Linked DNA regions of Mus musculus: all the other regions are linked to region 7. A link is a loop called in an ENCODE intact Hi-C map of the cell type or tissue named here. Cell type or tissue: left cerebral cortex. All regions are shown on one strand. Region 1 overlaps 4931422A03Rik (RIKEN cDNA 4931422A03 gene). Region 2 overlaps Abtb2 (ankyrin repeat and BTB (POZ) domain containing 2). Region 3 has its middle 28 kb from the start of Gm39895. Region 4 overlaps 4931422A03Rik (RIKEN cDNA 4931422A03 gene). Region 5 overlaps Abtb2 (ankyrin repeat and BTB (POZ) domain containing 2). Region 6 has its middle 39 kb from the start of 4930547E08Rik. Region 7 holds the start of Abtb2 (ankyrin repeat and BTB (POZ) domain containing 2).

The links. Hi-C counts contacts between places; a loop is a spot of excess contacts. Peaks named below come from ENCODE experiments on the same cell type or tissue, not always from the same donor. Only the 100,000 strongest peaks of a DNase experiment are listed, where the experiment ranks them.
Region 1: a loop joins it to region 7, with 3 times the contacts of the local background. A loop is called at or near these places in 23 of 42 quality-filtered maps.
Region 2: a loop joins it to region 7, with 2.7 times the contacts of the local background. A loop is called at or near these places in 11 of 42 quality-filtered maps.
Region 3: it touches region 7 in a loop (4-fold over the local background); 28 of 42 quality-filtered maps call a loop at or near these places.
Region 4: a loop joins it to region 7, with 2.9 times the contacts of the local background. A loop is called at or near these places in 15 of 42 quality-filtered maps.
Region 5: a loop joins it to region 7, with 2.5 times the contacts of the local background. A loop is called at or near these places in 11 of 42 quality-filtered maps.
Region 6: a loop joins it to region 7, with 4 times the contacts of the local background. A loop is called at or near these places in 12 of 42 quality-filtered maps.

The regions. Positions count from the first base shown.
Region 1 is chr2:103,989,497-103,993,496 of GRCm38, forward strand. 4931422A03Rik (RIKEN cDNA 4931422A03 gene) reads right to left here. Exons shown (of 5, transcript NM_175161.3): 5 at 2,999-3,327. The coding sequence ends at 3,099. Among named protein-coding and RNA genes, the nearest start is that of Gm38515, 11 kb to the left of the region's middle. In left cerebral cortex, a CTCF peak has its summit at 2,034 (motif pointing left); no DNase peak of the experiment used is centred here.
Region 2 is chr2:103,641,693-103,645,692 of GRCm38, forward strand. The region is part of intron 1 of Abtb2 (ankyrin repeat and BTB (POZ) domain containing 2); the gene reads left to right. 8030431J09Rik (a long non-coding RNA gene) reads left to right here. Exons shown (of 2, transcript XR_866592.2): 2 at 1-3,089. Among named protein-coding and RNA genes, the nearest start is that of 8030431J09Rik, 72 kb to the left of the region's middle. In left cerebral cortex, a CTCF peak has its summit at 2,122; DNase peaks (open chromatin) are centred at 2,095 and 2,918; H3K27ac peaks cover 490 bases.
Region 3 is chr2:103,863,617-103,867,616 of GRCm38, forward strand. No RefSeq gene overlaps it. Among named protein-coding and RNA genes, the nearest start is that of Gm39895, 28 kb to the right of the region's middle. In left cerebral cortex, a CTCF peak has its summit at 2,394 (motif pointing left); DNase peaks (open chromatin) are centred at 1,950, 2,365 and 3,202.
Region 4 is chr2:104,000,652-104,004,651 of GRCm38, forward strand. All of the region lies in intron 3 of 4931422A03Rik (RIKEN cDNA 4931422A03 gene), which reads right to left. Among named protein-coding and RNA genes, the nearest start is that of Gm38515, 22 kb to the left of the region's middle. In left cerebral cortex, CTCF peaks have their summits at 645 (motif pointing left) and 2,276 (motif pointing left); DNase peaks (open chromatin) are centred at 624, 1,443, 2,267 and 2,540.
Region 5 is chr2:103,636,280-103,640,279 of GRCm38, forward strand. All of the region lies in intron 1 of Abtb2 (ankyrin repeat and BTB (POZ) domain containing 2), which reads left to right. It overlaps 8030431J09Rik (a long non-coding RNA gene), which reads left to right. Exons shown (of 2, transcript XR_866592.2): 2 at 1-4,000. Among named protein-coding and RNA genes, the nearest start is that of 8030431J09Rik, 66 kb to the left of the region's middle. In left cerebral cortex, no CTCF peak of the experiment used is centred here; DNase peaks (open chromatin) are centred at 1,894 and 3,811.
Region 6 is chr2:103,847,301-103,851,300 of GRCm38, forward strand. No RefSeq gene overlaps it. Among named protein-coding and RNA genes, the nearest start is that of 4930547E08Rik, 39 kb to the left of the region's middle. In left cerebral cortex, a CTCF peak has its summit at 1,783 (motif pointing left); DNase peaks (open chromatin) are centred at 1,797 and 3,358.
Region 7 is chr2:103,562,882-103,566,881 of GRCm38, forward strand. Abtb2 (ankyrin repeat and BTB (POZ) domain containing 2) reads left to right here and starts at 3,429. Exons shown (of 17, transcript NM_178890.3): 1 at 3,429-4,000. The coding sequence starts at 3,846. In left cerebral cortex, CTCF peaks have their summits at 1,924 and 3,356; DNase peaks (open chromatin) are centred at 2,416 and 3,364; H3K4me3 peaks cover 1,915 bases; H3K27ac peaks cover 529 bases.

The DNA.
Region 1 (4,000 bases), 430 kb after region 7:
GCCAAAGATATCGCAAAGTTGATGAACTATGACTTCGAAGACCAGTTCACAAAGACTGTGTGACTTGAACATTGTCATCTGCTGTATCATTTATTCTGGACTTGTCAGGTCATAGAGACCTTCTAAAGCCCCACATGGAAGGAAATCCATGTCCGTGAAGAGTGACTGCAGCAACCTGCTCTGCCAACACTCATTTACCAATCTTGGAAATGAGCTACCTAGAAAGTGCATCCTCTCTGCCCAGACAAACTTTCAGATGACTGTAGTCCCAGTTTGTGTCTTGGGCATAACCTCCCAGCACGTCCCACATCAATGAACTAAGCTCCCCCCGAATTTTCTGACCCACAGCAGATGTGTAACCTAGAGCATTATTACGAGGTCCTGAGTTTTGTACTGATTTGAAGTGTATCAAGCGGAGATGCTTGACTGTTGTGGGCCACCTCTGGGTGTGTCTGTGAGATTGAAATTGAAAAAGAGAAGATTTACCCTGAAGGTGGGTGGCGCCATTCTAGGGGCTAGGGAGCTGAGTTAGGAGTATTTACCTCTTTCTGCTTCCTGATTGGATACAATGTACCGACTGACCCATGTTCCTAACACTATGCCCTCCCCACCAAGATGGACTATATTCTCAAACTGTGAGCCTAAATAAATCCTTCTTTCTGTCAGGTATTTTGCCATAGCGATGAGGAAAGCAACTAATGTACAAGCTATAATTAAAACACATTTAGTAACTTTTATGGCAATTTGATGGAGCAATTTTACATCTAAATTACTCCAGTGATAAAAAATGTGGGGCTTTTATTTGGTATGCCTTTTTAAAATTGTATGTTCCTTGTCTTCCAGTTTTTTATGGTATTGCACAAAAGCATCAGTGGATGGTAGATTGAAGAATTAAAAAATAATTGGCCATAGTGAGTTTGAAAGCATTGATCCGAATGGTACCATCTTTGTGGGAAGTTGAAAGGCTTTTAAAATTATCTGGTCTAACCTCCCACTCAGTGATAAATTGTCTCTTCTAGGTTTTTTTTTCCCCTGGCAATAAAGTTTTGATTCTTGGCAGTGTTGTTACAATCAATGTTACTAAATGTGCCTCTCTCTGAGTGCTTGCCATGTAAATGCCTACCCTGGGTATTTATGGTCTGTACAGCAACACTGCTCAGCAGGTATTTCCAGCCCAGTCTCATAGAAGAGGAAATTGAGGTTTAGGGTAAAACAGATATTTTTAACTAACTCTGGCCATCTGATTGCAGACTCACCGTATGACATCTGGGTTCTTTTCTGTATTTATACCCAATAAACTTCATTTTATATAACAAAAATGATATGTTCTTTCTGATGGCTGGAAATTATACTTATTTTAAGAAGAAAGGGACAGAATTGGAATCTTAAGGTAACCCATGAAAACAGAGTGTTCAGGGGCTGGAGAGATAGTTTGGTGGTTAAGACCACCTATTGCTTCTCCAAAGAACCCGAGTTGACTTCAATTCCTAGAACCTACTGCTTTGGTGCTAAGATGAGAGAAAGATGGCAGAGAGAGCTAGAAGCTGGCTTTGGTTGCCCCAGCAGAAACAAGAGAAACTCTGCCTCAAAAACAAGGTAGAAAGAGAGAATAATTCCTAAAAAGCCATGTATGATGTACACACACACACACACACACACACACACACACACACACTACATACACACAGTTAAAATGTATAAAAAGACAATAATCATTTCTACCAACCCGCATACCACAAAGATTTGTTTGATGCTAATAATAAAATCTTGGAACATATCTGTCACATAGTAAATGCTATGTAGTCAGCCCTCCATATCCATAGGTTCTATATGCAAAGATTTGACCAACCACAGACCAAAAGCCTATTTTCTAAAACCCTGACTCTGTGTAGATTGGTTCAGTAGTTAAGAGCATTTGCTGTTCTTGCAGAGGACCTGGGTTCCAGTTCCCAACACCCAGATGATAGCTCACAACCATCAGGGACTCTAGGTCCAGGGGAGCCAATGCCCTCTTCTGGCCTCCAAGTGCACTACACACAAATGGCACACCTATATGTAGGCAAAACATCCATATACATAAAAATAAACACATCAAACCTGTATCTATACTGATCATGCACAGACCTTTTCCTGTAATTGGCTCTAGTAGAGTACAATAACTCTTCATATAGTTTCACATGAAGTAACCTAGAGATGATTTATACAGGAAACTGTAGAAGTTATATGCAAACACTATGCTATGTATGCCGTTTTACATAAAGTGCTTAAACATTCACAGATTTTGGAATGTGAGTGGAGCTGTAAAGCCAATCCCCAACAGATACCTATGCATTTACTTATTGTTATTGTTGTTACTATATACATGGTCACATCCTAAGAATTATCAGGTTAAAGAAAAGTCAAATGCTAAATTTACTCAGATCATTTTAAAGGACAGTGGTGTTTGGAGGAAAGAGAGTAGAGACACAGAGCTAAGTTGTTACCCCAAATAACGGGAGCGAAGAACTGGGGACCTGGAAGAGCGTTTCTGTTTCCAAATGGAGGGCAGGAGAGCCAGAAAAACAAAGTCAAGGTGGAACTAACACTCGGTACCTGTCCAAGGCTTTCCAGCTCTCAGCCCTGGGTACAAAGACTTAAAATAATAAAGCGCTTCAGAACGACTCAACACCCCAGGAGCTAGAGCACTCTGTCTGGGCAAATAATAAACTCAGAATCTGCTTATCAGCCCCACCAATGGAAATGACAGCCGGCAAGGCAAAAATGCCTCTCGATTCTCAGGATAACAGAACCGGCTCACAGGATCTTCGGTTATTACTGATGGAATCCTCCCAGCTATTACACCTCGGAAGAATATTAAGGCGTGCAGCCAGTGAAGACAGATCTAAAGGAGGGGGGTGTGAGGACTTCAGCCCCGTACAATACCGCCGATATTCAAATTGTGCTCTCCTGAGCTGTGTCTAATATCAGCATCATTTTTTAAAAAACAGACATATCAGTTGCAGTCAAGGTTTTTATTTTACTTGCCCCATTCTTCACTGCCTGGATGGGGAGGGGGGGGGAGGATAGGGGAAAAAAAGAATCACCGGCTACATTACTTTTTAATTTAATGCCCTTGAGTAAGGGCAATCGCAGTCAGGCATGATGGGGACCGCTGGAGAGTGGTTGCGAAGGTCCCCGTGTGTGAGTACGGGTTGCAGCAGCCATGTCCGCATCATTTTCTCCAGGTAAAGCTTGCTTCCCATTGTCATGGCATCTCTGCATCCTACTATTTGAATTCCAGACACATCGACAGCACACTGAAGGGCCCCTGCCAATTTTTGCAGCTTGCTTGGAAAAGAGCATCAGGAAGCCAGCATTAGTCATTTATACGACTCCCAGGTCCCTGTTGTAAATTCAGCTTGCGGGCCTGCCTCCAGGTGAGGCCCTGTGGCTTCGCTCTCTAATCTTGTAACCCTTTGTGGCCAGTTTCTTCCCATAAACGTGTGTTCCAAATCTTGGTTCAGGTTGTCTACCTATCTGAATCTTTTTCTTTTTTAGGCTAGAATCCCTCTGCCACGAAAATTCTAGACACAGACAGAATCCAACTCTTTGTCCTCAACCAGACAGGAGCGGTCTGCACAGCCGCTCCTCCTGTATTTTCATGCAGATGAAATCCGGTGAAATTTGACAATGGTCCTCCCACAGCAGGCAGCAGAGGGTAGCCCATCTCATTTAAATACGAGATTTTCAAGGTGCTTTCCTTTCCTCTAGTTCTCCCTCGTCTTTCTGCTTCTTGTTTCCTTCCCATCCTTTCTTCTTGTTAAAAAAAATTTTTTTTTTTAAATTTTTGTTCTGTCTTTGTGTTTTCTTTTGTTAGGGACAGAGGCACAGGTCTCACACTCACTAGCCAAGGCTGGCCTTGAACTCCTGATCTTCCTGTATCCAGGAGAAATTTTTGAAGAATTGTTTTTACGGGTTTAGGAAGATTTGCACAACATAAATGGGGGAAAATGCATATGCA
Region 2 (4,000 bases), 79 kb after region 7:
GATATGGGAGCCCTTCTCTGGCAGACTGATAGAGCAAAGCCAGTCAGGTGCCATCCCCTGGGGAGGAAGTCATCATGGAGAATTGTCCTCAGCCTCCTAACAGAGATGGTGGCAAGGGACTGGGGGATAGACTGATGGTTTTAATAGAGACATAAAGGCCAACTGCCCCTTGCTCTGAGGTAAGTCTAGCTCACCCAACTTTGTCTCCTTCTGCATCTAGACTTGATCTGTGTTCTCAGAAGCAGAGACATGTCAGTCCTGTGGGGGGCAGGGGACCCTTAACTCATTCCTACAGCTGTCCAGCTTCCCAGCCTCTCTGCCAACCCCCTCCCCCTTCTACTTAAAGAAACTTTGGCTAAGAGTAGCAGGTGATGGAAAAAGCAAAGCCTGCCCAGGTGAGTTGTTTATCAATGTGGAGGGAAGGGAGACTCGGCCATTGAGATGAATTAACACAGACCTGAGAACCTAGAACATAAAAGAGTCACATTCATCCACAGAGGACACTTTCTAAGACCCCAGCGGGTACCTCAGAATGCCATGGATACACACACACACACACACACACACACACACACACAGCCTTTTCCATTTTAAGTAAGCACTTATGCACTGTCACTTTAACTTTTACAGTTTGGGTGTGAGAGCAAAACCACACAAATTTCTTTTTCCTTCTTCACAAATTCAGAGTATGTTTTTACAAACGACCTTCAGCTCAGCATGCTTGTTTTCTTTCCTTATTGAGAACTTCCACTTTTCTCCTTAAGGCCCCTTTACTGTTTCCCTCTGCTGTTTTCTCATTGCCAGCATTACTAATCTTGTACTTCAGACCATTACTAAGTAAAATTAGGGTTATTCGAGCACAACCCATCAATGCTGAGACAGTTAACCTGATGACTGAGACATTGCTTAGTGACTAGAGGCCAGGTGGCATTTACAGTGTGAACAAACTGCACAAAGGGGTGGTTTCCATCTGAGGTAGAGTGGGTTAGATTCTTACCATATTACTTAGAATAGGGCACAATTTAAAACTTGTGAATTGTTTTCAGAAATTTCCACTTACTATTTTCAGACTGCAGTTGACTGTGGATATCAAACTGTGAAAAGAGAAACTCAAATGGGGACTAAGATATATTTAAAACCTACTTCATATCCACATTTGCCCTGCCCTATCACACTGATTGCTTTTCTATTTTGTTTTATTTTAGATAGGATCTCACTATGTAGCCCAGGCTGAACTCCAGCTCACAATCCTCCTGCCTCAGGCACTGGGATTATATAGTATACTACCATGCTAAGCTATGCTGTCTTCTGCAATAAAAGAAGAACAATTTTAGGGATTGGGGATGGAGTTTAGTTGGCACAGTGCTCACATTGCATGCACAAAGCCCTGGGTTTAATCTCTAGCATCACATAAAGCTAGGTATTGTGGTGCACACCCTTAATCCCATCACTCAGGGGGTAGAGGCAGGTAGAGCAGAAGGTCAAGTTCATTCTCAACTACACAGTGAGGCCAACTTGGGCTCTATGAGAAGCTGCCTTCCCCAAATTAGTTAAAATTAAAATCAATTTTACTTTATCCACTGATCCTTTCTTAATGAATAGTTAGAACCCAGTTCATGGATATGAAGAATGAGTCTGGCTCTCCTATGAACAATGATACAAACGTGTGCCCCCTCCCACATGTGAGTCTAATCATGTTATAGCTCCCCGTGTCCTCTCTGCCCACCACAAACAGCTCAAGACGTGATTCCTAACCTTCAAGGCACTCACAGCTTCAAAGACACTGCAACATTCTGATGCTACAGCAGACTCGCAAGGCATTTAACATTCAGGCCTCTAACTGGGAGTATCCTCAGCTCTAAATATATCTGGAACCCATTGCCCTGGGCCTGGGGTGCCTCCTGTGTGTGGCCTGGTTAGTCCTTTCATGGCTCTCTGACATGGTCTATTGGTTCCTCTCAGTCCGATTTTCAGGGCTATAGAGGATGTAATAAAAGTGTCAATGACTGGATACAGAGGACAGGGTGCCATCCTCTGGACAGCTGGCTTTAGCAGATGAAAACTACCAGCAAGAGGCAGCAGCAAGTTGCCAGCGCTGACCTGGCAGGCCCTGGTGGAGGCCCTTGAGAAAACAGTATCGCATTATTGTCACCATTAATAATAGCCCTTTATTTGAGCCCTGCTGGGACAATGCTCCAAACAAAGCTGAGAGGAAGAAACAGTCCCTGCTGTGGGGCCATGTAATTTATCAAGGCTAATGGAGGAAGAAAAGTCCAACCAGAAAGCATGGTGGGGGTGGGCTAGGAGTGGGCTTATTGGTTGTTGGAGGTGTAATTGGAAGATGCCCGCAGCTTCACTCTGCATCCCTGTTAGCTTTGCTGTAGGAGGACCCTCCTTTGTCTTGTCTAGACACTGACTCAAGGGCTCTGCTCTGCCAGGCAAATGGAGAAGTAATTCTTGGATCTGGCAGTGCAGTGTGACCTTGGGCACATTCTTTCCCTTGTAAAATTTTCCATCTTTAGAGGAGGTGCCCAGATTATAGACTCTGGGAGTAAAACACAGACAAGAGTGTTGATAATAGAGAACTTTCTGAAATTGTCTTTGTATCCCTTAGAGAACAGAATGTTATTCCTAACCAACAGATGGTCCTAACTAATGCTACCAGTGTATTAAAGAGCCTACTGTGCAAGCCTTGAACCTGCTGCATGTCTGGATAGCAGTTTTTCTTTTTTCTTTTTTCAGCATAATGGGTGCAGTAATCCCTGATTTCACCATTCCATATGTGAGGATGTGAGGACCAGGAGTGTGCTGGTGTTTGAGGGGCTGGAAGGACTCTGTAAAAACCAGCAGCCTTCCCTGCCAAGTAGGAAGTTGTTCTGGCCTCCCAAATGTTGGCAGCCGGGAACTGCAGCTGTGTCACAACAAGTCTTATTTAATTTGAGGGGTGGGACAGACAGCACTGTATGGTGCTTGTTAAAAGCCAGAAGAATGTAGCTTATTCACCAAATCATGAAAATGGCTGTGCCTTGGATGGGGGAAGCCAAAGGAGGATGTGTAGTAGCATTTCCAAAGAGAGAAAATGCAGACAATTACAAATTTATCCCAATACCCATTATCCACAAGTCTACGTGCATCAACTCATCACAGCTGAATTAGCATCGGGTTCTCTTGCAGCCCCTTCCCTCCTGGGCTTGTAATTCATGTGCTCTATATTAATCTACAGAACAGAAATCCAATTACTGTCCTTCTTAATAGTTTTCATTATCACTACCCTAGATCTGCAGAAATAAAAATAAAGTGAGAGTCGGGTGTGGTGGTACAAGCCAGTAATCCTGCGGTAGGAGGTAGAGGCAAGAGGATCCCATGTTCAAGGTTATCCTAAGGTACATAATAAAGTCAGGGCCAGCCCAGGCTACATGAGACTTTGTATCAAATACATAAAGTACATGTTTTATATAATGCAATTATATAAATCCAAAAACTTGGAAGATGCAGGTTTTTATGAGCTAAGTCTTCCAAATGAGAGAGGAATGAAGGCCTTTCCAGGAACCCCAAATAAAGAATATCGTAAAGTGGAGGCATTTATACAGCTCTATCTTCCATACAAACCTGATCTTGGTCCTAACTGTTCCTAGGTTACCTAAAATTGATACATGGACTGTTGAGCAGTTTTTTGTTTTTGTTTGTTTTTTATTTTTAAAATAACTTACACGCTTTGCAGAAAATCTTTTAGGTTACTCAACTTAACTGAGTGATAAAAACAGAAGATGAAAGTGTTTTGCAAAGTCTTATTTAGATAAAAGGACATGCCAACCCACACAGGGTAGGAAAGGCTATTGGAGGAAGGGGAAGATGGGAGGGACTTGATGTAGGAACTGAATCTCAGACCCCCTCCACACTGCCCTCACCCTTTCCTAACTCTGGGCAGGATACTGGGTGTCTTTGGGTTTCCAGTTTTATATTTCCAAACTGTGGTCTCAAATAGATTGCTTGAAGTAAG
Region 3 (4,000 bases), 300 kb after region 7:
TATGTTTTACAATATGTTAGTCTAAGTATTTTTCAGGTGGAAATTATGATGTTTAAGGTTACTAGAAAGGCCGTTAATTTTATGATCACCAGAACTGGTCCCCTCATCTGTGTAATTAGTGTTTTGTTTAATTGGCTTCATCATGAATAGTCCCACAAAAGACACAAAATGTTATTTTTCTTTCATTACCTTAAACTACTTCCCATTCTCATTCCATGTTCCACTAAGAGGAAACACAGTGCTCCGCAGTAAACCTAAACATTGGAGACAGTCCAGATGGCCACGGGCAGACACAAGGCAGCCCACACTGCTCTGAGAACCAGAGACTGATATTAGCCTATTATGTTATGTACAGGTTATAGCACTATTGCAGAAGTATCAAGAATGCATCTCTAAGACGGTGTTGACTACCCATGCCACGTGGATGATGAACGAGAAAAGAAACAAACATCCTAGCTCTTAAGAAAGTAAATTGCTATGCATAGGGTATACAGAGGAACTTGTAGCCAAATACGTAGAGGGGCAGGATTATAGCCACGGGGGTCTCTCATTCATTTATCATATGGCCTGAGCAAAGGAGTTCAATGTCTCTGGGCCCTGGCTTTGTCCTCTGTTAAAGTGGAGACAATCACCTAACGTGTTATTATATTTTTTTCTTTTCAAGATGAGGTCTTGCTGTGTAGTCTAGGCTGATCTTGAACTCATGATTTCCCCCGTTGTAGCTACAGGGATATCCCACCACACTTAGCTCACACATCTTAATTTTATTGGGAAAACAAGTAAGACTGTGAACAACAAGCTGAACATCTGGTGAACATCTGTTGTTAATTACAGAGCTAGGTATGTGTGGCATTCCTGTGTGCTTTAGTTATGTTTATTGCTGTGATAAAACACCAAGACCAAAAGCAACTTGGTGAGAAAAGGATTTATTTAAAATCATATGTCCCAGTCCCAGTCCGTCATGGAAAGGAGTCTGGGCAGGAACTCAAGGCAGGAAACTGAAGCAAAAACAATGGAGGAATGCTGCTTACTGGCTTGCTCTCCATGGCTTGCTCAGCCTGCTTTCTCAATCCAGGACCACTTGCCCAGGAATGGCATGGCCCACAGTGGTTGGGACCTTTCTACATCAGTCATTCATTTAAGAAAGTGCCCTATGGATTTGCCTACAGGCCAATTTTATGGAAGCGTTTTCTCAATTAAGATTCCATTTCAGGCTGGAGAGATGGCTCAGAGGTTAAGAGCACTGACTGCTCTTCCAGAGGTCCTGGGTTCAATTCCCAGCAACCACATGCCCACTGACTGTGATTCCAGTTCCAGGGGATCCAACACCCCCACACAGACATATATGTGGGCAAAACATGGATGCACGTGCAATAAAAGTAAACATTTTTTAAAAGAGGTTTAATTTTCTAGGTTTGTGTCAAGGTAACAAAACCAAACAGCACACTTTGTATCCTTCATGACTATCTTAGTTACTTTTCTACTGCTGCAACAAAACACCACGACCAAGGCAATTTATAAGAGAAAACATTTAGTTTGTGGCTCATGGGTTTGGAGGGAGACTGGCAGGAAACAGGCAGTGCTGGTGCTGGAGCGGGAGCTGAGAGCCTACGTCTTTACCTGCAAGCAGGAGCCAGAGAGACACTGAGAATGATGTGGGTTTTTGAAACCTCAAAGCTTGTCCCCAGTGACACACCTCTTCCAATAAGACCACCCCTCCTAACCCTGCTCAAACAGCTCTACCAACTGGGGACTAAGTATTCAAACACATGAGCCTATAGGAGCCATTCTTATTGAAACCATCTCAACGACCAACCATCTGTGCCAGCCACCAGTGGGATGGCACAGACACACTATTCTGCCTGGCTTGCAATCTCTGCTCTGCAGTTTGGATTTCAGCATGGCTTCTGCCTGCCTCATCTTGGCAACCTGTTTGGCACTGGCTGTGGTTTCTGAGCCCAGCTCCCATCTGAGTCTGGGCTCAGCAGCTTTCCCAGTTATCAGCTTACTCACAGATTTGCTGGAGAGACACCTTTTCAGCCGTTCTGGGCTCCCAGCCTGTTTCCCAGGGAGGAAAACTCTGTCTGAAGTTGGTTAATCACCATGCATGAGAGGTCTGCTTCAACCACCAGGCCCCAGTATTTCCATAGAAAGAGAAACTCAGGTCACCGTAAGGAAAGGTTCCTCTTTGGTGAGTGAGGTCCTACATGCCAGGCAGCCAAAAACTACTGGGTTATCTAGAAAGTTGGATTGGGGGACGGGGGGATGGGAGCTGCAAAAGTTAAGAATACTTGTTACTCTTGCAGAGGAGCAAGGGTCTCAGCATCCATGTGACCATTAAAAAAGCCTGTGTAACTTCAGTTCTTGATGTTTCAGTGCCCTCTTCTGGCCTCCTCAGGTACTGCACACCAAGATGCACTTGGTGTACAGCACACACTTCTACCATTTTTTTTAAAGATTTATTTATTTATTATATGTAAGTACACTGTAGCTGTCTTCAGACACTCCAGAAGAGGGAGTGAGATCTTGTTACAGATGGTTGTGAGCCACCATGTGGTTGCTGGGATTTGAACTCCGGACCTTCAGAAGAGCAGTCGGGTGCTCTTACCCACTGAGCCATCTCACCAGCCCACTTATACCATTTTCACCTTAAAATTACATTTATTTATTTATTCATTTATTTGCTATTATACACACATGGACATGTGTACCACGATGCATGTGTAGAGGTCAGAAGATACCATGTATATTCAATTCTGTATTGAATTCGGGTCATCTAGCTAGGTGAAAGTGCTCTTTCCCGTTCTTGCTGGCCTCCTGAGCATTTTAAAGAAGTGTTTATGTAAAGGAAGAAAGAACACAGAGGAGGGCAAGGAGAGAAAAGAAATAGTACACAGAAATGGATCCGTGGAGAAATGAGGGCCTGGAACCCAGAACCCACCTTCCATTTCATCAGGAAGGCAGGTATGTGCAGGCTTGGCATTTTGTGTCAGTTATGAGAGTCCCCAAGTCCTTGGGACAGTGAAATTTGGTGATATTCACCCTTGAGGACAAGTCTTGGATTAAGGAGGGACCTCAGGGTCAAGTCAGATGCAGATTGGCATGAGGTGAACCAGAGGGAGATCTATAAGTTGAATTCCAGTCTTCCCTCTCCAACTGTAAACATATGGGTAAGCCAGGCTTGTGAGTGGGCTTCTGCCTTCTCTGCCAGGAGAGCGGTGGTGGTGGTGGTGGTGGTGGCATTCGTGGATATGTGTGTGTTTTTCAGATTTCCAGAGAAGTGCCGTTTAAACTAAATCTTGAAGGGATTGACTTGGGGCTGCTAAGGTGAGATTTTTGCTACCATCTCATTTTGTTTGAGTACAACTAGAGAGAAACAGGGCCGGGTGAACTACCTTGATAACCCGAGTTCAATTTCTGGGACCCAGAAGTGGAAGGAAAGAACCAACTCAGGTAAATTGTCTTCTGACCTCCATACTCATGCCCACACAACTCCACCCCCCACCCAAGTCAAAAGAAAAAAAAATAGAAACAGCTTAGAGGGTTTTTGTTTGTTTGTCTTTTTTTTTTATATGAAAGAGTAGAGAAGAAGAATAAATTGAGATACATTTTGTGACAGGGCTGGCTATTTTAAAATGTAACAAAAGTAAAGACTCAGAATAGCTATAACTAATTAAGTGCCTGCCCTGGATAGGAGGTTTTCTAAATCTGTAAATAAGAGTGTTGACGTAGAAATTGTTTTCTCCCTGCCATGCAATGAAAAGGGTTTTGGATCTGGATCTGAGTCCCGCGGATCTTTGGATGTAATAGGGTTGTGCAATATGCGCTTGTTTTCCTGTAAGCTGGACAGTGGTATCACTGAGTGTCAGGTGCTGTATCTATTTAGGTGGGGTTAAAGTTTGGATCTAGAATGTTCCCCTAGAGGCCCACAAGTTAAAGGCTCTCTCCTGGCCTTCATGCAATTGGGAAGGGGTGGAGACTTTGAAAGGAGAATCTAAGT
Region 4 (4,000 bases), 440 kb after region 7:
CCACACATGCACCATGGCACACCATGCCCTATCATGCGCGCGCGCGCGCACACACACACACACACACACACACACACACAGAGTTTTGAAATACATACTTATCGGTCAGTAGAACTAAGGACTAGAAAAGTAGTCTCTTAGCTGGACATAGTAGCAGATCTTTAATTTCAGAACTCAGGAGGCAGAGGCAGGTGGATCTCTGTGAGTTTGAGGTCAGCCTCATCTATATATTAAATTCTAGGTCAGCCAAAGCTACCTAGTGAGATCCTGTCATTCAAAAGAAAAAGTAACTTCTTGTTCAGAATACATTTTTAAGTGATATTATATCTCCTGTTGGTTTTGACTATGGATGGTTTTCCTTTGCATAGAGGTACAACAAAATACATGAAACTGCATGCCTTTAATCCTAGCACTCAGAAGGCAGAGGCAGGTGAATCCCTGTGAGCTCATGACTGTTTGCTCTACTTAGCAAGTTCAAGCCATCCAAAAGTACATAGTCTCAAAATAACCAAAACCTGGGGCTGGAGAGATGGCTCAGTGGTTAGGAGCACTGGCTGCTCTTCCAGAGGCAATGAGCTTAATTTCTAGCAACAACATGGTGGCTCACAACAATCTATAATGGGGGTCTGATGCCCTCTTGTGGCATGTAGGTGTACACGCAGACAGCATACTCATTAAATAAAACTGACCGACCAAAAACAAAACAAAAATCACCAACTCTCTTAAGAACAAGTCACCTCATTGCCTTCTGCCAGGAAGTTATAAAAATACACACAGTCATGGTTTCAATCAGCAAAGTATAATAATAGACAAAACTACTCAGAATGATAAAGGTGAGTAAGGCATTGCCCAGCTAGACCAACACACCTGGCTTCCCCAGACCCAGTTACACCTAGATTTAGTTTTAATTAATTAGTTAATTGTGTGTGTGTGTGTGTGTGTGTGTGTGTGTGTGTGTGTTGTACCTGTCTGTATGTCTGTGCACCACATGCATGCAGTGCCCTCAGACGCCAGAAGAGATCTGGAGCTGGAAATGGACCTGGAATTTCAGATGATGGGAGCTGCCATGTGGGTGCTGAGAATCAAACCCTGGTCCTCTGAAAGAACAGCCTGAGCTCTTAACCACTGAGCCATCACAGCGCAACAGATTTAACTTTGCTTCCAAACTTCTCTCATGCTGGGCAGTGGTGGTGCATGCCTTTAATCCCAGCACTTGGGAGGCAGAGGCAGGCGGATCTCTGAGTTCGAGCCAGCCTGGTCTACAGAGTGAGTTCCAGGAAACCCTGTCTTGAAAAACCAAACAATAACAACAATGACAAACTTCTCTCACAGGAAGACATTTCTAACTATCATGACCTTTGTGGAACAGGATCTGGTGTGAGTCACTCATACTCTGGGAGGAAAGATAGGAGGTGGGGATAGGACATGCAATTCTCCATCTGTAGAAAGGCTGCCCGTGTTAGCAAGTAAGACAGAGCCTTGAGATTTTCTCACTTGCCCACGTAGGAGGAAAGGGGTAGATGTGGCATCCCTTCAGTGCTAAAAAGCATCACATCATCCCAAGAATAGTCAGACACTCAAGAGTTGCCTCCAGAACTCTCAGAATTGTTATGGACCAGGCTTTAGCATGGGGCAGCACTATCTACATGTGTGCGCATGCCTTGGGGTTTCCTCAAGACGATGGCAGGGGTTAGGCAGGTGAGAATTAGGTGGGCAGGTGTTCTGAGAAAGGGACAGGGTGCTCAGGTGGCAGGAGGATATCCCTCCCCTTCTTTTGGGGTCCTGTATGGTTACTGCTGCCATGGTGGTGTACCCTCCTTGTCAGTGTCTTTCTTGGATCCCAGTATTTGAAGTTTTCCAGTTAACCTAGTTGCATTGAAATAAAAATGAGGAGGGGAGGCCTTCCTTCGACCTTGGCGTTCTATGGTAGAACTCACGGACATGAATGGAATGGATGAGACACCAATGTCCACGTCGTCTGATTCACAAGGAACACTTCGTTTTCTGAACTTTGTTTCGGCTCAGCAGCCAGCACCTCAGGAGTGGGTACCACTGGAAGTTCAGGGACCTGCTTTGGGTCTACTTGGCCTTGAAGGTGAGTCTGCTCCACCTGCAAATCTTCTAGCCTTGGAGTTTCCTGCTGAGAGTCTCCTTTTGAGGAACTGCTGAGGTGACATAACCTTGGATCCACACAGATACCAGGCATCCTACGGAGCATCTGCGGTGATCTACACTGCTGCTGATACTGCAGCGTGAGTCTCTGTGCGCCTAGCGCCACCTTCCGGACTTCGCCGGTTACTTAGCCTCAGGCAAAGATGAGAAACAAGAGGAACAACAGGTGGCAGCCTGGCTTGATCCCTGGGAGACCCCCCCCCCCCCCTCACAAGAGGGTGGGGGTGTTCAATGATGACCTGAATGAGGAGCCAAGGCCCAGAGAAGATTCCAGACTGAATGCCCTAGACGCCTCTCTAGTAGCTCACCTGGTCACAAGATGCAGGTCCCACCCTCAGCTCCCCAGGCTGCTTCCAGAGCCTCCAAGCAAAGTGCCCGCCTACATCCAGTCAGCCTGCCTCACAGCAGAGCTGCGCTTCCAGCTGGATTGCATAGACTGGTTCTCTGCAAGTAGAGAGACTATAACCTTGGTATTTTGAAACAAATGTAATACTTGCCGGCACAAAGAGCAAACACAGTTTCATGCGTCTGCCTTTACGCTTTTGCCCATGTGAGAACGGCGTGGGTACCAACAGTGATGCATAGAGGTACAGTGCATGCCAGAGACCCTGGAGTCAATCCAGCACCAAACACCAAAACACTAGTGAGCTTTCGTGGAAAGAAGACAGATGACGCAGCTCAGAGCCCAGCGTTCAGTCGGTGACACTCCACCCCGCCCCAAAAGATGAAGAAACCGCGTTACTAATATTATTCAGCCAAGCTGTACCGCTTTATGCCCATCGGAGCTATTGAGAGAGAGGGGCTAATTACGCTACGGAATAGAAGTCTTTGGCTTACATGCAAAGATGGGACCTGGACAGAGGAAGGGGGGAAGGACAGCTGGTAGAGGTGAGGAAGAAGGTGATAGACCCAGGGGAACCAGGCAGCACAGCACCAGTTGGCTTGAACCCTGCTGCTCCTCAGTGGGAAAAGACAGGTGGGTGGTTTCTTGGCTTTTTTTGTTTTGTTTTAGAGACAACCTCACCCTATAGTCGAGGCTGACTTAGAACTCTGTGTACCTTAGGGTGACCCTGAATCTGTGGTGATCCTTCTGCCTCAGCCTTCCAAAGGTTTCACCAAGCAATCTTTTTACTATTTTTTTGCAAATGCAAAAAGCTCCTAACCCAAAACATCCAGGAAATCCAGGACACAATGAGAAGACCAAACCTAAGGATAATGGGTATAGAAGTGAGTGAAGATCCCTAACTTAAAGGGCTAGTAAATGTCTTCAACAAAATTATAGAAGAACACTTCCCTAACCTAAAGAAAGAGATGCCCATGAACATACAAGAAGCCCACAGAACTCCAAATAGACTCGACCAGAAAAGAAATTCCTCTTGTCACATAATAATCAAAACACCAAATGCACAAAATAAAGAATATTAAAAGCAGTGAGGGAAAAAGGTCAAGTAACATATAAAGGCAGACCTATCAGAATTACACCAGACTTCTTAACAGAGACTATGAAAGCCAGAAGATCCTGGGCAGATCTCATACAGACCCTAAGAGACCACAAATGCCAGCCCAGGCTTCTGTACCCAGCAAAACTCTCAATTACCATAGATGGAAAAACCAAGACATGACAAAACCAAATTTATACAATATTTCTCCACCAATCCAGCCCTACAAAGGATAATAGATGGAAAACTCCAACACTAGGAGGGAAACTACACCTTAGAAAAAGCAAGAAAGTAACCTTCTTTCAACAAATCCAAAAGAAGATAGCCACACAAACATAATTCCACCTCTAACAACAAAAAATAACAGGAAGCAACAATCACTATTCCTT
Region 5 (4,000 bases), 73 kb after region 7:
TCCTAGCTCCATGCTTTATCCCCCACCTCTGTGGGTCTATTCAGGATCACATGGTTTCTTGTTTCTCTCTGTTACCACTCCATCAAAAGCCCTCTCTTTTAATGAGAGTTTTTAGGAAAGAGCAGCTACTTCATGTAGCTGACTACCAGGCACTGTCAGCTGCATACATCTAGAGACAAGCCTAAGGGCAGAGGCAACGCATGGTACAGTGTGGATGTCTGTGGACAACTTTTGACACAATACTCACTTAACCCCCTATTATTTAAAACTTGCAATAATTCCAGATCTGGTAACAGCTGCTGGAGGGAGCTGAGTTCCCAGTTTACTGTAGTTGACTCTGTTTCTAAACTTCTCTTGATTTGCATACCTGGCCTCCACAGCATGTAGTTGTTAACCCTGATAGAGATGGAAGAACGCTACATGCAAGGTTGGGACACAGTAGATGGCTTATGAACTTGCCAGGCCTGGTGACCCAGAACCCCTGCTGTTTACTTAGAGTGAAATCTACAAAGCACCAGGGAGCTTCTCTCTAGCCAGAACTATGGCTGGTTTTCTTGATTGGGGGTCAGGGATTCTCTGGGGGGACAATTCTCAGTTCTGTACCTACACCCCAATTGCTTCAGATTTCCTGGGACAGTCACTGGGGTAGGGAATGACAAAAGATGTTGTGAAGGGGTGGGTGTTTGACTTTGTCTGTGGAGAAGTTAGTTTGGGCTGTATCTGGGCATTATGGCCTCTTACCTGGCTTACCAGATGTCTTAGTTAGTGTTTCTGTTGCTGTGAAAAGACACCACAACCAAGGCAACTCTTATAAAAGACAACATTTAATTGGGGCTGCCCTAAAGGTTCTGAGGTTCAGTCCATTATCATCATGGCAGGAAGCATGGCAATATCTAGGCAGGCATGGCACTGGAGGAGCTGAGAGTTCTACATCTTGTTCCAAAGGCAAACAGAGGAAGACTGCCCTGCATGCAGCTAGGAGGAGGGTCTCAAAGCCCATCCCCACAGCGACACACTTCCTCTAGAAAGGCCACAACCCCTAACAGTGCCACTCCCCGTGGGCCAAGCATATTCAAACCACCATACCAGATAAGGAGCAGGAAGATATATATTCCAGCCTGGCTAGACTATTTATTAAATAAGAAATTGGATTTTGAGTCTTAGTTTTCTCATCTGCAAAATAGAGGCAGCTTATTCTGTTGTGATTAGAAATGGTGTACAAGAGGACTGACACATACAAAAATGTGTTTCCAGCTGTGCAGTTGAGAGGGAGATTCGTTGCCATGACAGCAGTGCTGTGCTGTCAAAGAACAACTCTTGATGTTCAGTAGTGTGCTGTTAAGGGGGTCTAGAAGCTGAGAGCCCATGGGCTACATCCTGCTCACTAAGAGTGACCTTAACATTATGGCATAGTTGAAAAACAATCAAAAGACAGCTCATGACTCATGGCACATAGAATTCATATGATATTCACTTTCAGCACCCAAAAGTAGAGGTCCACAGAGCCGTGCCCACTTGTTTCCCTGTGTCTCTGGCTACTTGTGAGCTACAACAGAGGTATTGACAAGGACCTCAAGGTACACAAAGTATAAAGCACTACCTGAACCTTTGGAGAGAAAGTCTTCTAGACCAGGGGTAGACTGTAGAAGGGACCAGTGCTCATGTTCTCTTCAGATAAGTACACACGCACACACGCGCACACTATGAGCTTGAGGAATATTTCCAGATCCAATATAGGCAAATGTGTCCTTTGCAGCAAAGCCAGCAATTCTCCATTTAGCTCTCATTGAACAGAGGTCTCACGCTTCGGACTCTGGCTGGGGGCACTTCCTGAGGAAAACCACAGTACTTTTTGTAAAACCAATGTCCCTTTTAGCATTAACCACAAAAAGAGAAGAGCCTGTTCCTGTCACAGTGGGCATTTCTCCAGTGGATGAACCACCCAACAGGCTTGGACTCTCCCAGCTGGAAATACATAGCTGCTCCTATGATCAGCCTGGGTGAGAGGGACAGGGGACTCAGTTGTTTCTGAATCCTGCACACTTGAGAATGTACTGTTATTTGGAGACAGGGTCCATGGAGATAGGGTTAGTTGGATGAGACTAGATTATACTGGTGTACTGTGAGCCTCTCATCTGACATGACTAGTATTAAAATAAAACCGAGAGCCAGAGAGATAAAGGCTCTTGCCATCAAGGTTGACAAGCTGAGTTCAATCCCAAGAAATGACGTAAAGATTGAAGTGGAGAACTGACTACACACAGTTGACCTCTGACCTACACATACACACACAAAACGAAGTTTAAGGAAAACATGAGGCTCAGCAGAAACTGACAAGAGGGAGCTGTCATCTTCTTAGCTACCTGCCACACATCTGAGGATTGCATCTGAGATCCCTGCACATGAAACCCATCATGGAAGGCGATTTGTAAGGACAGTCTCCAGGGGCTTCCTGGACAGCCTGAGTCACTGATGATTTCCGTCCCGGGTGCACTGTGCAAGCTCTTGTGCACAGAGAACACAGAGGTGCCATGCTCCTTCCTGCTAGGCTCTTAATCAGACTCACCCCTTACCCTCTGGTTGGAGGTAGAATCTCACTACTGAGAAGTCTGAGTCTTCTTTTCAGATTGTCTTTTTCTATATCACAAATGTTTTCAAACATCCAGACAAGTTGCTGGGAAACAGCAGCCCCCAGTAAGAACTGTCTGGAACACACCTGTGTAGTCACCACACCAACTCGCCAACTGTCAGGAGCTTGTCTCACCTGTCACTTTGCTGTTGTAGCTCAACTATTCGTGTTTCCCGTTTCATGTCATTGTCTTCATATTACATTACATATCTCTTTACCACGATGTCAGTACCAGTCTGAGTGAGGCTCAGAGTTGCCTAGCAAGAGCCAGAGCATCATTATCACATGGAAAAACACTGTAATTCTTAGCTGTCTGTCCACCCAAGCATGTTCAGGAACCAAGGTTATTTCTGCTGGGGTAGAAATGTAAAAGAGAGTCAGGTAGTAATCAAAGTAGGATGGGAGAGTGGCTGGGGGCAGGGAGCGGAGGTCCAGCAAGAGAAGTTAAGGAAGTTGTCTCTTGTTGTGAGGGGCTTTTGGAAAGTCAACAAGACTGAGTCCCAGTGGGGTGTTCCTGGATCGTTACATTGCCCACCTCTGACATGGTGATCCAGATTTCTCTGGGGAATTAGGTCAGAAATTGGGGCCTGCTGTTTCCCAGGAACTCATGAGCTAGAAATCCAGCTTTAGCCATGAAAGATGTTGCATTTGTGACATGGTTGACAGTGTCTGATAGTTGTCCATACAATAGTTTCTGTGCCCTCAACAATGTTAGCATCTATCTAAAAGACCCTGCCTCCTCTTGATATGTCCCTTATCACCCCACCCCCACTCACCAAAATAGAGAAAATGGCTTTGGGGGAGTTTGTTTTTGGTGGGCTTGCTCAAAGGGGGCTTTATGTTTATTTTCTGAGTAGCCCTCTGAATGTTGTGTCCATTTATCATGCCTGGCCACCAGCACCCCCCCCTCCACCTTGAAAACCTAAACTTGATCAAACTGTTCCTAACGACTACCACATGTCCTTGCAGGGTGCAGGGACGGGGGTGGGGGCTGGGAAATGAAGGCATCTTCCCAGGAGCACAGTAGCATATTAAAATTCAATGGCTTAGTCATCAGAGTGTTCAGCCCCAGCACCAAAGAAAAATAAATGAATGTTCTGTAACAGTCTTGTGGGTCTCAGAGGAAGGAGGAGTAGTGGGAGGGAGGGGAGAGGAGAGGTTGTGGATTTTAGATAGAGGAGTTCAGGGCTGTTGAGAACAATTAGGGCCTTTGCTTAGAAATAACAAGACACACCACTGTTTTCCTGCAGGCTAAAGAAGTACACAGCACCAGGGGTAGAAGGGCTCAGTCTCATACGCCAACTCAGCTCACAGAAGAGGAAATGAAGGCCAGGAAGGATAAGGCTACTCTGAAATCCCATGATGAATGAG
Region 6 (4,000 bases), 280 kb after region 7:
CATACTGTGAACCCAGAGGTTGTTGTTATTTACTGGAAAAAAAAAAAAAAGACCTGTTTCTAGTTGTGGCAAGGTTCAGCCCTTAGCACACACCTTTAATCCTGCCCCCGCCCCCACCCCCAGCTAGAATATACACACACACACATCCTTAGTACACACCTTTAATGACAAATAATGAAGTTAAAGTTAGTTTGTAGAAGGAAGCATCCAGTGATGTCTAATTGAGTGGCAGACAAAGTGACAAATCAGAGAAAGATTTGACAGAATAGGATACGCCCAACTCTCACAAAAGAGTGGAAAGGGAAGCTACTTGAGGGGCAGTGCAGAGAGAGGGAGGAGGCAGTCTTACCAGTAGAGTTTTACAGAGACAGGTTGAAGAGAGAACAAGCTAGACACAGGCAAAGACAGAACAAACCAGAGAATGAGAAGGAGCCAGAAGATTAGAACACATTGACAAAGTTAGTATGAGGCCAAGCAGAGCAATTCAGTGAGAAACTAAGAGAAGCCAGATTGAATCAGTCAACTTAGAGAGGAGTTTGAGTTGAACCAGCCAGCCAGAGTTCAAAAAGAACTAGAGTGAGCATATTCAATAGCAACTCTCAGAGGCTGAAAATATTCTAGGCTTAGATGATACTGTACAGAGTCTAGAAGGTTTCAGAACTAGGACCAGGTTAGCAGACGGAGGCAGTGAGCCTCTGAGACAATTACCAACAGGAGAATAAAAGTTACTTTAACAGTAGACTGGACTTCAGCTTCTCATGTTTCACTCCACCTCCTACCTCTCCTGGAGATTCCTTCTTCCTTGTTTTTCTCGTGTCTTGTCTCCCTTGGCTTTCCTGGACAGTGGTCATGCCAGGCACAGCTCTCTGCCTGAGGACATGAATTCTACTTGTTTTCTGACTGCGTTGCCAGTGTAGCTTAGGCCTCTCTGCCTCAACTTCGTCCCTTGGACAGTCTGCCACAGGCCCATCCACTCCAATGCAATACAATCGCCTTAAGTGTCTGACATGTGTGATCAGTGTCTGTGTGACCCCACACCAGTCATGCATATACACCAGGGTTGCAAATATAAGCCAAGTAAATAGAACTCTTTTTTTAAAGTTTACTAAATAGTGTTTATTTATTGCATGTGTATATGCATGTATGTGTTCACATGATACAACACACTAGTGATGGCCAGAGGACAACTTCTTGTGTGTGGGTCCCAGGAATCCAACGGGCCATCATGCTTGATGGCTGGTGCCTTTACTTTCTGAGCCATCTTGCTGGTCTCATCAAGAGAGGTTTGAGAGATGAGGCAGGAGTCCAGCTTAGATGTGCCTGTGGTGCCAGTGTAGTCGCAGTGAGACAACCTTCTCAGACGCTGAAGAGGGTATTAGAGGTGGCCTCATGAGTAAGGTGAAGACTTACCTGAATCTAAAAGAATGTGTAGGAGTTTCCATAATCTCCCACCAGCCGGGTTGCTATGGTTGCAGATAGAGTAGGCAACTCAAACTCAAAGAGTAGGAGGGCAAGGAGGGGTGAGGAAGTGCAAGGGAGTTTTGTATTCTCGGTCTACACAACTCCTGGAGGGGAAGTTCTAGTTTTCACTAGCTTCTTCCACTAGCAGGGAGAAACTGTTTACATTTCACAAGAGGATATTATGATGTGAGTAGTTACTATTTCCCATAGTAATTACTATGCATCAAAGGTAGTTGCTTTGGGTCAGTGGTATTGCCTGCAGGGATTCCTTCTTGCTGGACAGTCCTCTCTCTGTTCCCAGACTGCATTGTTCAAGGCTCCCCCTGCTGGTTGTAATTGGAAATTCAGAAGTCTGTTTCTCTTTGTCCACAGGACTGCATCCATCTGTCTTATCTTTTAGGTACCCTAGAACCTAGAGGCAGGAATAGGTGTTCTAAGGTAGTCAAGCTCAGGCTGGTTTGGTTCTGTTTTGCTGGGTGGACAGCAGTGAAGGGCATGGAGTGTGGAGGAAGCTGGTCATGCCAGAAAGTAGCCGCGTTCAGGCCCCAGGCTCCTGTTCACGGCTCATCCAGTAACCATAGTTGGTAGTAGAATCTGCTGCAGAAGTAGGTGGGAGACTCCAAGGGTGGTCCCCGCCTCCCTCAGGCCACACCCATCGAGTGGACCCACAATAGTGATTCACATTTTATTCCCTCATGGAGTCATGGCCTCAGGAAGCCAGGCTGCTCCAGGATGGGGATTCGGTCCGCATTTCTCTTCCCAATGCACCAAATGGCAGCATCAGTTACTGATACGCAGCCCAGGGCTTGGCTGGCAGGAGTCACTGCCCAGCAGCAGAGGCAGGTCCCGGCTCATCAGCTCTCTAGCAGTTCTTCAAGAGAAGTTGTTGCTTCAAGTGTGTTCTGTTGAGAGCCTTTTGTCCCTGCTAAGGAGCTGGGGCCCTGGGGTTTATGTTTTTTTGTTTTTTGTTTTGTAACCATCGTCTTATTTATTAAATGCACTGGCTGTCTTATTGAGGGTCACTACTGCTGAGATGAAACACCATGACCAAAAGCAACGTGGGCAGGAAAGGGTTTATTTGGCTAACATATTCTGAGTCACAGTTCATTGAGGGACGCCAAGGGAAGAACTCAAACCAGGTAGGACCTGGAGGCAGGAGCTGATTCAAATGCCGTGGAGGGGTGCAGCTTCCTGGCTTGCTCCACATGGCTTGCTCAGCTTGCTTTCTTATAGAACCCAGGGCCACGAGCCCAGGGATGGCCCCACCCACAATGGGCTGAGTTCTTCCCAATCACCAACTAAGAAAATGCTCCGCAGGCTTGCCTACTGTCCAGTCTTATGGAGACATTTTTTCATTTGCAGATCCATCTTTTCAGATAACTCTATCCTTTGCCAAGTTGACAAAAAAAAAAAAAAAAAAAAAAAAAAAAAAGAAAGAAAAAACAAACTAGTCAGCACATCGACCTTCAGAGATAGGCCAAAGCCAATTTCACAGTGACCTTAGAGATAGGCCAGAGCCAATTCCACAGTGACCTTCAGAAACAGGCCCGAGCCAGTTCAGCACCCAGTATTTGAATGACCTAGAATCTCCAGGAACCACTTGTCCTTTTTGAGTAACTGTCAAGGCTAGCCATTGCAACCTGCATCTCCTTTACGTTCTTGGATCTATTGCTTTCTGCTTGTCTCTCGAGATACTTTCTGGGTTGCTCATATTCACCCTGGTATTTGTGTCTAGTTGCAGTCTCAGACAGGATGTTGGGAGCAGGGAAATGGGTCAATCTTTCTCTTTCCTGGGAGACTGCTGAGCTCCCTCTGCAAACCACCCCCCAACCTCCACCCCCGGATCCCTGTGTGCGTAGATAAGCTCCGGGGACAGGGAAGATGGTTCAGCTGTGAATCAAAATTAACCTCTCCTTCTCACTGTTAAATCTGTGAGGAGAAGTAACTAGAATAGAAGGTTGGTACTGAGGTCTAGGCATTCGCTGTGACAATCCTGGCCACATGACTTACAGCCCCGTGAGACTGGTCTGTGGAAGTTTGGGATTCTGTCATAAGCAGAGCTGAATGAACTGTTCCGGTGGGAGTTGGAAGAGCAGAATTCCAAGAGAAATGCAGATAATCAAAGCCTGGCTTGTGAGGTTCACAGGCAAACAGGGACTCTATCAGGAACTAGACTAGAGGCCATTTATGTGACAGTCTGGAGAAGAGCCTGGCTGTTCCCTGTCCTGGAAACTTGACTGAGGATAAATTAGAAATAGACTAGCTTGTTTGGTGAAGGAAATTTCATATAAGATAGTATGTAGGCTGTTTTGTGGCTATTAGTTATTGCTTTCATACAGGTCTACTGTGAGAAAGGACAGAGGGGAAGAAAAAAGATACACAAAATGTGCAGTTTGGCAAGAAAAAGTGTAAAGCAAGTTTAAAGTTACAGACTAAAGTTACAGGCAAGGCAGATTCAAGAGCAATGGTAGCCTGTGTCAGGTGGGTGAGATGGGCCAAGGTCATGAGAGCAATAGAGCTGGCCCTGAGCAGCTGCAGA
Region 7 (4,000 bases):
CTAAGTCAATTAAAGTTAAATTAATGTGGTTAGTGACTCTTGCATTGAACAGGGTGGGCAGAACATTTTCATTATCACAGAAAGTTCTATCATACAGCACTACATCCACCCACTTTATCCAGAACAATTTCAACTGGTACCACATTAAAGTGTTTTAGGCAATTTTAGGTAGTTTGCAAACCCTCTCTCTGCCTCCCGGTACCACCTATAACCCTCAAGTTGTTGGTTAAGAATCCCTTTCCAATGTAGGCAGGGAGTATGTAGCCACCCTGAACTCTTCAGCAGAAAAGAGCGTCAGAGAAATCTCAGCTCAAATATCAGTTACACTTTCCTCGACACAAATTCTTAAGTACATGAGAGCACGCGAATTCAGAAAGTTTCCTGCAAACTTAAACAGCCTGGCTTTGTGTTAAATTGTCCTATTCTGGGCTGGAGAGATGGCTCAGCAGTTACAATCACTGGCTGCTCTTCCAAAGGACCTAGGTTCGATTCCCAGGAATCACATAGCAGCCCATAACTGTCTATAACTCCAATTCTAGGGGATCCAATATCCTCTTCTGTCCTCTGCAGGCAACAGACACACACATGGTGCACAGATAAAAACACTTACAAAATTAAAATAAACTTAAAAAGGGAGGTAGAGAGATGGCTCAGCAGTTAAGAGTACTGGCCTGAGTTTCTGAGTCCAGAGGTCCTGAGTTCAAATCCCAACAACCACATGGTAGCTCTCAACCATTCAAAATGGGATGCCCTCTTCTGGCTTGCAGGCTCTATATGCAGAGAGAGAGCGCACTCATATACATAAATAAATAACTCTTTAAATTGTGCCATGCAGCCTTATATATTCGCCCACTAGCCTAAAGTTTATCATACTCCAACTTTACCTTCACAGTGACCTAGTCAAGAGGACACAGTAGCTAAGATAACTGCTAAATTTGTCAATGATGATCCACAAACTTACCTAAAACTGGGCCATTCTTCAATGCTCAGACTGTAATCTACCTTTCTCATAAACAGTTTGACTTATATTTAGATAGCTCAGATTATAATCCCTCACTTTCAAGGTAAATTTTAGGGCATTTTGTACTCTAATTTCCAGATTTTTTTAAATTTATGTTTTAAATAACAAAATAGGGGATTTCACCCAAGGATTACCTAAAGCTACTTCCTTTGTATGATTATTGGCATGAACAATCCTAGATCTAGGTGGTGTATGTGTGTGTGTGTGAGAGAGAGAGAAAGAGAGAGAGAGAGAGAGAGAGAGAGAAAGAGAGAGAGAGAGAAAGAAAGGTGTTTGTGAAGGCCAAAGGTGCTGGAGTTACAGACTATCCAATGTGGGTATTGGAAGTTGAACTTGGGTCTTCTGCAAAGGCAGTATGGACTCTTAATCACTGACCTACTTTTCTGGCCCAATGCTTTAAATTAACTTCTAAATTAAAAACCTAAGTATGTTCTATAGCTTGTGAATGGTTGATGTATCTTCTAAGTATCGTTTAATGTACAGAGCTGCTCTTTCTTCCCTCGATTTTCTTGCTATCTCTTAAAGAAATCCAGTTATTTGTCTAGGACCCTTGTGGGGCAGTTTAACACCCATGAAAGTCCGGGATTTCATTCTTGGTGTGTTTCTCTTTTTATCCTCTTTTTGGGGTTTTGTCAAAACCCAGGCTGGCTTCAAGTCAGCCCTCCTGCTTATCTCCTCGGTCCTGAGGTTACAGATATGAATAACCACATCTATATCCAAATTGGGCATGTTTATCTTTACATTTTAAGTCATCATGTGATTTAAATACACCAATACAAATATCCCATATTTTGTGTAAGAAGCACTCCAAATCACCTTTTTAGTTAATGTACCTTCCCAGTCAGCCTTTTGAAGAAAATGAACAAAGAAAAAAAAAAATTACTTCCTCTGGATATCCACTAGAGGACGATATTTCCTTTATTATATTTCTCATAATGGGTATTAAATCCATCAAACGGTTTTTCGTGTTTTCTGACAAGTTGAACCTCTAATTTAACTTCTAATTTCGCCTCTATAAAATGTGACTCTGTTAATTTGATGACTTATGCCTTGCACAGTACTTCCGTCCTTGACTCTGTTTCCAATTCTATGGCATCAGGAGGCAACGTCTCATGTACCCCAGGAAAGGAAAAAATTAAGTAAAACTGCCAAATAAAAAATCGCTTTATGGGGAAAGGGATCATTAATTTAAGGAAAGAGACAAACCAGACTTTTCTAGTTCGTATCCAACTCACGGCCCAAGGTCAGAACTGTAAAGTACAGCACAAAGGAGCTATTCAGGAGCTGGCGAAGAGGACTTGGGACGAACGTTGTGCACAATCCGCGCTTTGATTTTGCAGTCCTGCTGGAGGGGGGCTGGTGCACGCTTGTGCACGTGCGTGTGAATAGTTATGGAGGAGCAGCTGGTCCTCCGAGAGCTGGGCGTGGATCTATGCAATCAGTAGCTCTCTAGCGAGCCGCTTGGGGTGCACCTGGGCGCTACTGGAAGGACAGCAATTCACTGTACCCAGGAGGCACCGAGTCCCGAGGGGGAAGAAGACCTGCGGACCCGCACATCATGCCAGCAAGTCCTTAAAAGGGAACACCTGCATGCACGAGGTGTTCAGCGCAGGTCCTCGTTTTTCATCTGGTTCCTTGCAGGCACTCCCTCCCACCTTGGACAAAAAGGATCCGCCTGATAGTACACCGGTAGGAGGAAAGCCGTTCATTCTTTAGGTTTGGACTCCCACCTCCTAGATAATCCTTGGAAAACAGTGGACTGTAACAGTGGATACAGGGGTGTGATCACAGGCCTCTGAGTGCCGGGCTATTTTCAGGTCCCAGTTTAAGATAGTCTGTTTCGATTGGAGCCTAAAGTCAATATAAACAAAACTAGATAGATCTGAGAAGAGAAGCAGAGGTGCTCCCCTGCCCTCCAAACATAAATAGCTTTTCATTTCTCAAAAGAGAAGGAGGAGGGGCTTGGTAGAAAGTCGACAAGAAAGGTGAGTCGGGTCTCCTCCCAGTTTTCTTTTCCTACTGCCCTGGGCTGGGTGCTCACAGCTTTACAAGGAGCTGCCTGCCTAAGTCTAAAGCATAGAAGGCGGGAAAGGGACAGCACATAGGGGCTTTTCCTTTTCGTTTATCTTTTAATCCTCAGCGCTGGGGCCTGTTTTCGGGTTCCCCCGGCTTTCTGGGTCTCTGCGCCCCACCTCCTTGCCAGCTCGCTCGCTTGTTCTCCCCACCCAACCCCCTCAGCCATACCCACCCGCTACACCCCATTCTCGGTGATTTGCATATTTCCCGCCCCTCTCGGAAACCATTGGCATAGCCCTTGCCCGGCGTGGCTGATGATTGGTGAACCGCCCGGGTGTATTTGCATGCGGGCCGCTCCAGAGGACCTATCTGTGTCTGTAACCCGCGCCCCGTAGAAGTTTGTGGAGCGCTTTCTCAGCGGCTGGTCCCAGACGGACCTCGGGCGCCTCGCTCTTCGGTGGCCGCCCCGTTTTCTCGGGATTCTTTCTGTGGTGATGGACTCTCCGGACGCTCTGTAAGGGAAGCTGAGAGCTGGCGGCGCGAGTTCAGAGGAGGAGGGCTGGGAAGTCCGTTCGCTGACAGCGGCGCGACTGAACGCGGACGGCGTCGGGCTCCGGCCGGCTGAGAGCTTCGCCTACCTTCCCGCGGCCTGTGCGCGGGCGATGCTGCGGCCCCGAGGCGCGGCGCGGCGAGCACGGAGGGCGCCTCCGAGAGCCTAGAGCTGGTTTCCGCCCCCTTCCCCCGGGGCAAGTGGGCATGGAACAGTGAGAGCCCCTCGCTCGGCGAGGCCGCGCGCGGAGGCTCCCCCATGGCCGGGACATACAGCTCCACATTGAAGACTCTGGAGGACTTGACCTTGGACTCCGGGTATGGGGCCGGCGACTCCTGCCGCTCGCTCAGCCTTTCGTCTTCCAAGTCCAACTCGCAGGCGCTCAACTCTTCGGCGCAGCAGCACCGCGGGGC